2 separate regions of the Homo sapiens genome follow, and region 2 is linked to region 1. A link is a loop called in an ENCODE intact Hi-C map of the cell type or tissue named here. Cell type or tissue: heart left ventricle. All regions are shown on one strand. Each heading gives the region's core, and the rest is flanking DNA. Links, peaks and the distances in the headings are about the cores only. Region 1 holds the start of LINC03153 (long intergenic non-protein coding RNA 3153). Region 2 has its middle 55 kb from the start of LINC02606.

Evidence for each region. A loop is a pair of places that touch in the nucleus more often than their neighbours do. Peaks named below come from ENCODE experiments on the same cell type or tissue, not always from the same donor. Only the 100,000 strongest peaks of a DNase experiment are listed, where the experiment ranks them.
Region 2: a loop joins it to region 1, with 4 times the contacts of the local background. A loop is called at or near these places in 5 of 110 quality-filtered maps.

Annotation. Positions count from the first base shown.
Region 1 is chr1:8,922,102-8,927,467 of GRCh38, forward strand. It overlaps LINC03153 (long intergenic non-protein coding RNA 3153), which reads right to left and starts at 4,773. Exons shown (of 4, transcript XR_002958531.2): 1 at 4,706-4,773. In heart left ventricle, for the core only: no CTCF peak of the experiment used is centred there; no DNase peak of the experiment used is centred there.
Region 2 is chr1:9,481,244-9,486,609 of GRCh38, forward strand. No RefSeq gene overlaps it. Among named protein-coding and RNA genes, the nearest start is that of LINC02606, 55 kb to the left of the region's middle. RefSeq lists a silencer at 1,593-1,793. In heart left ventricle, for the core only: no CTCF peak of the experiment used is centred there; DNase peaks (open chromatin) are centred at 1,718 and 2,158.

The sequences.
Region 1 (5,366 bases), core at 70-5,069:
CGCCCTAATCCTCCTCCCCATCACCCCGACCCTCCACCGTATGCCCCTGCTCCAGCTCTGTCCCCTTCTCCTCCTCTCTCAAACCACCTGGCTTCAGACTGTAAGTCCTCCCTGTCTCCACTTCTTACCTGCTCCCGGACCCGGGATGCCCTTCCTTACTCCCGCTCCGAGAGGTCGCAAGAGCTGAAGGAATTGTCCATGTCCATGTTCGTTTCTCTCTTACTGATCTTTCCCAAATCAAAAAGCATCTTGGGTCCTTCTCCTCTGATCCCAATACTTACATCAAAGAATTTAAATATCTCAGCCAGTCTTATAAACTTACTTAGCATGATCTCTATATTATTCTCTTCTCTACCCTCTTTCTGGAAGAGAAGGAAAGAGTGTGGCTCTCGGCCCAGGCACATGCCAATGACCTCCATCAGGAAGATCCTACTAAGCCAGTAGGGGCTGCAGCAGTCCCCCAGGAAGAGCCTTCCTGGGAATAGCAACCCACAGACCCCAGCCGAGCGTCCTGAAACCATATGGTTACTTGCCTCATTGTAGGCCTTAACAAAGCTGCTCACAAAGCTGTAAACTTTAAAAAAACTCAAAGAAATTTCCCAAAGAGCAGATGAAAACCCTGCTGAGTTTCTTTCCCACCTTACAGAGGTTCCCCAAAAATATACCTGTGTTGATCCTACCTCCTGTAAAATGACTATTGTCCTCAATACTCATTTTATTTCCCAATCAGCCCCAGACATTTGGCGCAAACTTAAAAAGGTCGAGGATAGCCCTCAAACCCCACAGCAAGACCTCCTTAACCTGGCTTTCAAAGTCTTTATAACAGGGTTGAGCAAAATAAATTAAATAAAGCCCAAAGAGATTGTGCTAAATACCAGCTTCTAGCAGCGGCTATCTGTCAGCCTAGGCATAGTACCGAAGGGCACAAAAGATCTGATAGCAGCATCCCTCGCAGGCCTTGTTTCAAGTGCAGCAAGGAAGGCCACTGGGCGGGGGCATGTCCTAATTCACGAGTACCAAAGAGCCCTTGCCCGGTTTGTCAACAGATAGGTCACTGGAAATCTGATTGTCCCCTCAACAGTCAGACAAACCTGTCCCTCCAGACCTCCACCTCTTCAGCAACACAAAGGGCGAAGAGCCGCTTGCACTCTTGCAGCTCCTTGGCCTGGCCACTAAAGATTGACAAGGCCCAGGGCCCCCGGCCCCATCTGCCATCACTGCATCAGAGCCCAGGGTAACTCTACTAGTGGCAGGTAAGCCAATCTCTTTTTTAATTGATACCAGGGCCACCTACTTGGCTTTGCCTGAATTTTCAGGACCCACTCATCCCTTCCAGGTCTCAGTTGTAGGGGTTGATGGACTTATTTCTCGTCCACGTGTCACCAGGCCTCTCACCTGTTCCCTGTTTGAAACTGTCTTCTCACACTCTTTCCTTATCATGCCTTGCTGCCCAATCCCTATTTTAGGACGAGATCTTTTAGTCAAATTCAAAGCGTCTATCACTTCCTCCAGTCTCCCTCCACCGGAGTCTCTCCTGCTTCTCGCGCTACTTCAGCCCCTGACCCCTCTCCCCAGTACCCACTTCCCGCCTCCCTTGTTGATCCAATTATGTATGACACCACCACCCCTTCCTTAGCCACTCACCATGACCCCATCAAAATTTGGCTCAAAGACCCTTCCAAATTTCCCAATGTCCCCCAGTACCCTATTTCTCTGACTCACCAAAGAGGCCTACAGACCATCATAAACAAGCTCCATGCATGTGGTCTTCTTAGACCAACACGTTCCCCATATAACACCCCCATTCTCCGTTAAAAAATCAGATGGCTCATACTGACTTGTCCAGGAACTCTGAGCCGTCAATCAAGCTGTCCTCCCTATTCATCCCATAGACCCCAACCCATATACGCTTCTCTTTCTCATCCCTCTGACACAACCCATTACACTGCTATTGACCCAAAGGATGCCTTGCTCTTTCGCCAGGCTGGAGTACAGTGGTGTGATCTCAGTTCACTGCAACCTCTGCCTCCTGGGTTCAAGTGATTCTCCTGCTTCAGCCTCCTGAGTAGCTGGGACTACAGGTGCCCACCACAGCATCTGGCTAAATTTTGTATTTTTAGTAGAGATGGGTTTTCACCATCCTGGCCAGGCTGGTCTTGAACTCCTGACCTCATGATCCACACGACTCGGCCTCCCAAAGTGCTGGGATTACAGGTGTGAGCCACTACACCCAGCCAAGGATGCCTTCTTCACCATTCCTTTATACCTGGATTCCCAAGACCTCTTTGCTTTCACCTGGACTGACCCTGACATCCTCCAGTCACAACAACTCACATGGACTGTCCTCCCTCAAGGCTTCAGGGATAGCCCTCATTTCTTCGGACAAACTTTCACCCAGGACCTCACCTCCTTAGACCTCTCTCCTAGCCGTCTCCTTCAGTATGTGGATGACCTTCTCCTTTGCAGCCCTTCTCTAAAAGACTCTCAAACTCACACAGTCACTCTTTTAAACTTTCTCGCTGCCAAAGGGCATAGAGTTTCCCCTTCCAGGGCTCAGCTCTCCATCCCCAAAGTGACTTGCTCAGGAGTTCAACTTTCTCCTGGGGCCCAGGCTATGACCCAGCCTGAGCAGCACTCATAAACAATCTGCCCCCGCCTTCCTCCAAAGATGAAATCCTTTCCTTTCTAGGGCTGGCAGGCTTTTTTAGAATACAGATTCCCAACTTTGCCCTTCCGGCTCACCCCCTCTATGAAGCAGCCAAAGTCCCCCTCAATGAACTCCTAAACCCCTCATATAACATACTCCCCAATTTCCACAAACTCCAAACCACTCTTCTCACTGCACCGGCTCTGTCCTTACCTGATATCACCCAACCTTTCACTGTCTGTACTGCCGAGAACCAAGGAACAGCCCTCAGTGTACTAGGGCAACAGAAGAGAAATCCTCCTTCCTTTGCCCCTGTAGCCTACCTCTCTAAACAACTCGATAACACAATCAAAGGGTGGCCTGCTTGTCTTAGGGCTTTAGCAGCAGCAGCCATTCTAGCTCTAGAAAGCAGGAAACTAACATTCGGACAAAACACCACCATCCACAATCCTCATAATCTACAAGATCTCCTCACCTCCCGAGCATTAAGCTCCCTTCCTCCTTCCCGGATTCAATCACTCCATGCTCTCTTTATCAAAAATCCTGAATTCAGCCTTGCCAAGAGTGCTACCCTCAACCCAGCATCCTTCCTGGGAATACCTTACTCCCTGTATCCTCTTCCCCTCCTACTCATTCTTGCACTGAAATCCTAGACCACCTGCAGCCACATTTCCCAAACATTTCCTCTGAGACTCTCACCAACCCTGATGACCAGCTATTCATAGATGGCTCCTCTTCTGGGACCACTGGCTCCCCCAAAATTGCTGGATACGCAGTTGTTTCTCTTGACTGAGTAATTGAAGCCAAGCCCCTACCTCCAGGAACCTCCTCCCAAAAAGCAGAACTTACAGCTTTCACCAGAGCCCTAACCCTTTCCAAAGGCAAATGAGTCAACATTTATACAGACTCCAAATATGTCTATCACATCCTTCATTCCCACACCACCATCTGGCAAGAGAGGGGATTCCTTACTGCCAAAGGGAACCCCATCACTAACGGCCCCCTTATTTACCAACTCCTTCAGGCTGTACACCTGCCAACTCAAGCAGGAGTTATACACTGTCAAGGACCCCAAACAGGATCAGATAACATTTCAAGAGGGAACAGAAAGGCTGATGAAGCAGCAAAAGAAGCCTCCCTTTCTTCTGCCCCTGCTTCTCTCCTCCTCATTGCCCCTGCAGTCCAACCCCAGTATTCCCTCACTGAGAGAGCTTCACTACTACAATGAGGGTCTCTGCCTTTATAGACAAAGCCCTCACCCTCGCCGGAAACTATCCTACCACCTTAGCTAACAGAGCTACCAAACTCCTCTCCACATGTACTGCCAACTACAACTGCTCCAAGCTCCCTCACCCTACCATTCAAGGCCCCATAACCCTCGACACCACTAGAATTGGCCAAGTCCCCTTATGTATCACTTCTTCCAATAGACACGTACACATAGGCACCGTCCCTCCTTCCACCTGTAATTCAACCCAAATCATCTTTCACCCGTCTTCCCACACCTCACTCCGAGTAGATTATTCAGTCTTTCCTGAAGCCAACGGTCTCCTCACTCAGCCCCTTCACATCACCTCTCCCCCGGCCTCTCAGACATAGAAACTCCTTCCCCAAACAGGGGTTCTCAAAGAGGTCTCTCTCTCCTCCTCACTCTGGGTTGCCGAAGCCAAGCCTAGGCTCTCTAAATGAGGAACGTACATGCTACAGCATCTGTTCTCAATTCACTTGTCTGTTTGTATCAACACCTCAGGCATCTTTTTCTTCTGTGGCTCCACGATCTACTCCTGTCTCCCTACCAACTGGACAGGTACCTGCACCTTAATTTACCTTACCCCCAATATTAATCTCGTTCCCCCAGACCAAGAACTCCATATGCCCGCCACAGTCCATGCCTGTTCAAAGAAGGCAATACAATTTGTTCCTTTATTAGCAGCCCTCAGGGTCACAGCAGGTGTTGGACTAGGAGCTGGAAGCTTAGGAACTTCATTATCATATTTTCAGTCACTCTCCAAAGACTTTCAAGCATCATCAGAAGAGATTGCAGATTCTCTCACTCACCTCCAAAATCAATTAGGCTCTCTAGCAGCAGTTACCCTACAGAACCGCAGAGGCCTTGATCTTCTTACAGCCGAAAAGGGCGGTCTCTGTGTCTTTTTAGGTGAACAATGTTGTTTCTATCTCAGCCAATCTGGATTAGTATGAGATGCGGTCAAAAAACTCAAAGACCGAGCACAAAAATTAAGGGACAGTCAATCCACATGGCCTCAGTGGTTCAGTAACTCCTGGGCTCCCTGGCCTCTGCCCCTCCTAGGTCCTGCTATAACCCTTTCTTTCTTTTTAGCATTTGGCCCCTGCCTCTTATGTCTCCCTACCCAGTTTTTACAGAACCGTATCAGAGCATTCACCCATGGAACAATACAAGACATGATGCTGCTCCAAGGATACCAACCGCTCCAAACCCAATCTCCACCATCCGGCCTTTCCCCTTAACCAGCGACCCTCTTTAGCTTGAAGTAGCCAGATGAGAATGGTGCCCCTCTTCTATTATCTATTATCTATTAAAAGGCTGAAATGTTTGAGACAAAGCTACCCCTCTCTTCCCCCATAAGCCTCACAAACAGCTCTTGTAACCCCTCTGTGAGGCTGCTATACCACTATAACTTCCTCCTCAGACTGCCCCCATTACCCATCTTCTTTGTTCTATTCCAGTAATTGTTTT
Region 2 (5,366 bases), core at 171-5,170, 560 kb after region 1:
TCCTTCACCATCCTGTCGTACAAGCACCTGCTCTTCCCTCCCTGCCACACGCTCGCTTTGGGCTCACTTGGCCAACCTCCAAGTTCCCAGCCAGACCCAGCAGCCGTGCTGGTCAACCCTGGAAACATGGACTCTGCTTTGAAATTCCTTTGGAAATTATGGTCAAAGTTTCCTTCACAGGGACTCATTTTTCCAGGAACATTTTCTACCAATTTGGGGAAGGTGGGGTGTCTCATTCGTTCATTCATTTACCCAGAGCCTACACTGAGCCAGGTGCTCTGCAAGGTAATGGACGGGGCACAGATATTTCAGGCAGTGCCCACCCTGGACCCTATAACAAAACGGCCAGGTGCTAGAAGAGCAAATTCATAAAGTGCTCTGGGAACAGAGAGAAGGAGAGAGCCAGGGTCCCTCTGAGGACCTCCCTCTGTTTATTTATGTCACAAAAACGCGTAGGAACATTCTGTGCCACCATTGTTTTGCAGTGTGCAAATCTGTGCAAACCTGCCCCCAAAGTCCAAGGGAGCTGAGAGGTGGAACAAAGAGGCTGATATATCATTTCTCAGAAAGGAACTTTTTTTCTCTGTCTTCGAGACAGAGTCTCGCTGTCACCCATGCTGGAGTGCAGTGGCGCGATCTTAACTCACTGCAACTTCCCCCTCCCGAGTTCAAGTGATTCTCTTGCCTCAGCCTTCCAAGTAGCTGGGATTACAGGCACCTGCCACCACACCTGGCTAATTTTTGTATATTTAATAGAGATGGGGTCTCACCATGTTGGCCAAGCTGGTCCCAAACTCCTGACCTCAAATGATCTACCTGCCTCGGCTTTCCAAAGTGCTGGGATTACAGGCATGAGCCACCGTACCCAGCTTCGGAAGGGAAATTTAATAGGGACTTAGGAACAGAAGCCATCATTTCAGGCGGCTGCAAGGCAAGATGATGGATCCCTACGCCATTCCCTCCCAGACCCAGGGCTTATACACCAATAGGGAAGCAATATATAAGACAATTGTAGAGAAAGGTAAGCATGCCAAGTGAATCTGCCTAAGGGCAGGGCTTATGGTCTAGGTTGTTCTGGGACTGGGTGTGGTGGCCCATACCTGTAATCCCAGCACTTTGGGAGGCTGAGGTGGGAAGATCATTTGAGACTAGGAGTTCAAGACCAGCCTGGGCAATATAGTGAGACCCTGTCTCTATTTATATTTTTTTAATATATTTTTTCAAAAGGTTATTTTGACCTAAAGGCAGGATTTACCGAAAGTACATGTTCTTACGCAAGAGCAGTAGACAAAATAAAAATCTCAGAGGCGTTCCTGGAACTGGTGATAATCAGAAGTCAACACAGCGGGTTAGTGTCCTAGACAGGTCTGCTTCGGCCTGCACACAGGCATTGTTCTAAGTATGTTCCAGATGCTAAGTCGCTTAATTCTCATAAAGGCTTTACGAGGCAGGCACTAGTATTACCACATTTTATAGATACAAGGGCACAGAGAGGTTAAGCAGCCTGCCCGGGTCACACTGCTGCTAAGTGGCAGAGCGACATTTGTACCCCAGCACTCAGGCTCCAGGCCCTGCTGTTAGCCACCGACAAGGCTGCCTCTGCTGATGGAGGGGCTCTCCAGCTGAGCAAGGGTGGCCAAGCCTGAGCCAGCTGCTGGGACACTCGGGAAGTGACACAGGCATATCTTCACACCAAGGAGCACACTGGGAGCACCCTGCTCAGCCAAGCAACCCTGAAGTCAGAGGCCGGCCGAGCCAAGGGGCTCCAAAGGGAGCTATGAACTCCCGGGCTGGACCGCTCTGTCTTTGTTCACAGCCTTCAAGGGAGAGCTCCAAGGACCATGTGAGTCCCTGCAGGGGAGCCATGGGAGGTGGCCTCCCCTCCCCAGAAAACAAGGTTTGGTGCCTGCCCTTGAGTGAACAGTTCGTCCCTGAAGGAAAAACAAAACAATAACATTCAGCTCTGGGTAAAAGATGTTCCCACTGCTACTCCACCAGGGAGAGAGAGTGCACTCATGAGAAGGGCTCGCTTTTGTAGGAGCAGGTACATCTTTTTCCTGGCCTGGAGCCCGTTACAACCACGTCATAAACGCCATGCCAGAGAGGGTGCCCTGCACTGGCCCCACACGGCCCACGTCACCTCTCCCAGAGGGCTGGAGAGCGAGCAGCGACATGGGAGGCTCCGGCAGGTCCTGGCCTTAAGGGTCACCGGCTCCCTGTGACAGCTGACTCCACTCCTGGGAAGAGGAACAGGAGAAATCCTAGAACCAGGAGCCGATCCCATCCACGTGGTCTCTGCCCTCAGAAAGAGGCAATGCTGGAGAGAGGCATCCCCCTCCAGGATGGAAACCACAAGAGCCCCAATTTCTGTCTGTCCTGTTTGCCACTGGGTGTCTAAAATACCACTGGGTGTCTAAAATACCATGTCACAAAGCCTCCACAATTTTTCTCTAAAGGATTCGATGTGAGAAGCTTAGGCTTTGCAGTTCACCAGTCTCAGTGCAAATCCTCCACTCTGCCATTGGAGAGCACACACTGCCTATAGCTTCTGAACAGATGAAGCCTTGTCCCAATCAAACCTTATATATGGACACTGAAATTGGATTTTCTTTTTTCTTTTCTTTGAGACAGAGTCTCACTCTGTCATCCAGGCTAGAGAGCAGTGGCATGATCTCAGCTCACTGCGATCTCCGCCTCCCAGATTCAAACAATTCTCTTTCTCCTGCCTCAGCCCCCTGCGTAGCTGGAATTACAAGCACCCACCACCATGTCCAGCTAATTTTTGTATCTTTAGTGGAGACGAGTTTTCACCATGTTGGCCAGGCTGGTCTCGAACTCCTGACCTCAAGTGATCTGCCCACCTTGGCATTCCAAAATGCTGGGATTACAGGTGTAAGCCACCAAACCTGGCCTGAAATTTGATTTTCATATCATTGTCAGATGTCATGAACTACTACTCCTCTTTTTTTTTTTTTTTTTTTTTTGAGATGGAGTCTTGCTCTGTTGCCCAAGCTGTAGTGGTGTGATCTCGCCTCATTACAACCTCCGCCTCCTGGGTTCAAGCGATTCTCCTGCCTCAGCCTCCCGAGTAGCTGGGATTACAGGCATGTGCCACCACACCCAGCTAATTTTTGTATTTTTAGTAGAGATGGGGTTTTGCCATGTTGGCCAGGCTGGTATCAAACTCCTGACCTCAGGTGATCTGTCTGCCATGGCGTCCCAAAGTGCTGGGATTACAGGCAGGAGCCACTGCGCCCAGCCATGAACTATTGTTCTTCTTTTGATTTATTTTCCCAACCATTAAGAAAAGTATAAATTTGGCCGAGCGCAGTGGCTTAACCTGTAATCCCAGCACTTTGGGAGGCTGAGGCTAGAGGGTTGCTTGAGCTCAAGAATTCAAGACCAGCCTGGCCAACATGGCAAAACCCCATCTCTACTAAAAATACAAAAATTTAGCCCAGCATGGTGGTGTGCGCCTATAGTCCCAGCTACTCAGGAGGCTGAGGCAGGAGGATCACTGGAGCCCAAGAAGCAGAGGTTGCAGTGAATCAAGATCGCGCCACTGCACTCCAGCCTGGCAACAGAGTGAGACCCTGTCTCAAAAAAAAAGTAAAAATCGTCCTTTGCTTGCAAGTTGTACAAAAACAGGCAGCAGGAGGGATTTGGCCTGCAAGCTATAGTTTGCTGACCCCTAACCCCTGATTTTGTGGCCACAGCCCCATGGGATCAAACCCAAACAGAAGGCTCCCAGTGCTCTGCCAATCAGGGATCCCCTGCCCCTCTGCATGGACCCCCATCTAACAACTGCAATTCTCAGTTTGCGCCTCTCCTGTGGGCTCTCGGGATCACCTTGCCCCTCACTTTCCAGCACTCACTTGTTTTCTGAGACTCAGTTCCCGTGTCTCAGGCTCTGGGAGCCCTCTCTGGATACCCTGTAGGGTTCTGATGCACCTCTCTTTACTGCCCAAGCCCCAGCAACTAACCCCTCAATGAACTTGTTGCCAAGTCTGATGGTGGCGGTTTGTTACTCAGCCTCCTCCAATGGCCCGGAAGCTACTGGAGGGCCAGGCGTGGGGCCCTCCAGCTCCCTCTCCCAGTGCTTGGAACGTGGTAAATGCTCTGTAAGTGCTCGTTGGGATCCTCTGTCCATCCCACTCCCTTCTCCTCTTCCTCTTCCTCCTCCTCCAAGTCTCTCAGCCTCTAAGATTGGCTGGCGCAGAGCTCAAGGCCAGAGTCTTGTTTTCTCCACCCACCTTCACATCCTAAGTGAACTCTCCCCAACTCAGGGCTCTAACGCCATCTACGTGGTGACAACTCCCAGACATATATCTCCAGCCCCAACTTTTCCCATGAACCCCAGATGATCTGGAATGTTTTCAGCCACTCTTAAGGTTGGCTTCAACTACGAATGCTGAATAGATAAAGGAGGCCATTGGCCTGAAACTGGTACACATGAGGGCAAATCAGAAGTGTTGAGGCATCATGACCCCATGGGACAGAGGAATTAGAGAAGTCAAAGAAACTGTCCCAAAAGAAACCAGTCAAATGGGGCCGGGCGCAGTGGTTCACGCCTGTAATCCCAGCACATTGGGAGGCCAAGGCAGGTGGATCACCTGAGGTCAGGAGTTCAAAACCAGCCTAGCCAACATGGTGAAACCCCATCTCTACCAAAAATACAAAAATTAGCTGGGCATGGTGGCGGGCGCCTGTAATCCCAGCTACTCAGGAGGCTGAGGCAGGAGAATCACTTGAACCCAGGAGGCAGAGGTTGCAATGAGTTGAGATCGCACCACTGCACTCCAGCGTGGGCGACAGAGTGAGACTCCATCTCAGAAAAAAAAAAGGAAGAAGAGAAACCGCTCAAATATGTGTCAGCTCGGACCAGAGACCAGAAGCCCACTGACTGCTTACCCCTAGTATTCCTAGAGCCTCCCACCTCATCTGGTTGCTCCTTCCTCCTTTGACCCCGGCGGGATGAAGATGCTCTCTGGCTATTCCGCCATCTGTTATTTGAGACTCTCCTAGGAGGAGCAGAAGGCAGGCGTGCTGGTCCTCTTCACTGAACTCGCCTCCCAGCCTGTGTTTCAGGGCCAGAGCCCTGTCCACAGCCCAGAAGACCGAGGCTGCAAACCCACACAAACGGGTAAAAGAGGCAGAGAGCCTGGAGATGAAACATCCAAGTTGGGGAAGAGGTGGTCACTCCCGACAGAACAGATCCTGAGACTTGATCTTGTAAAATGTTGACTATATCAAGCAATGGAGTGTTTCCAGGGCCCTTGGGAGACCATTATTCTCCTCAATGGGTTTTTGGCCCAGAAATCCTCTTGAACCTCAGCCTATCACTTCCTTTTCATAACAGCACTTCA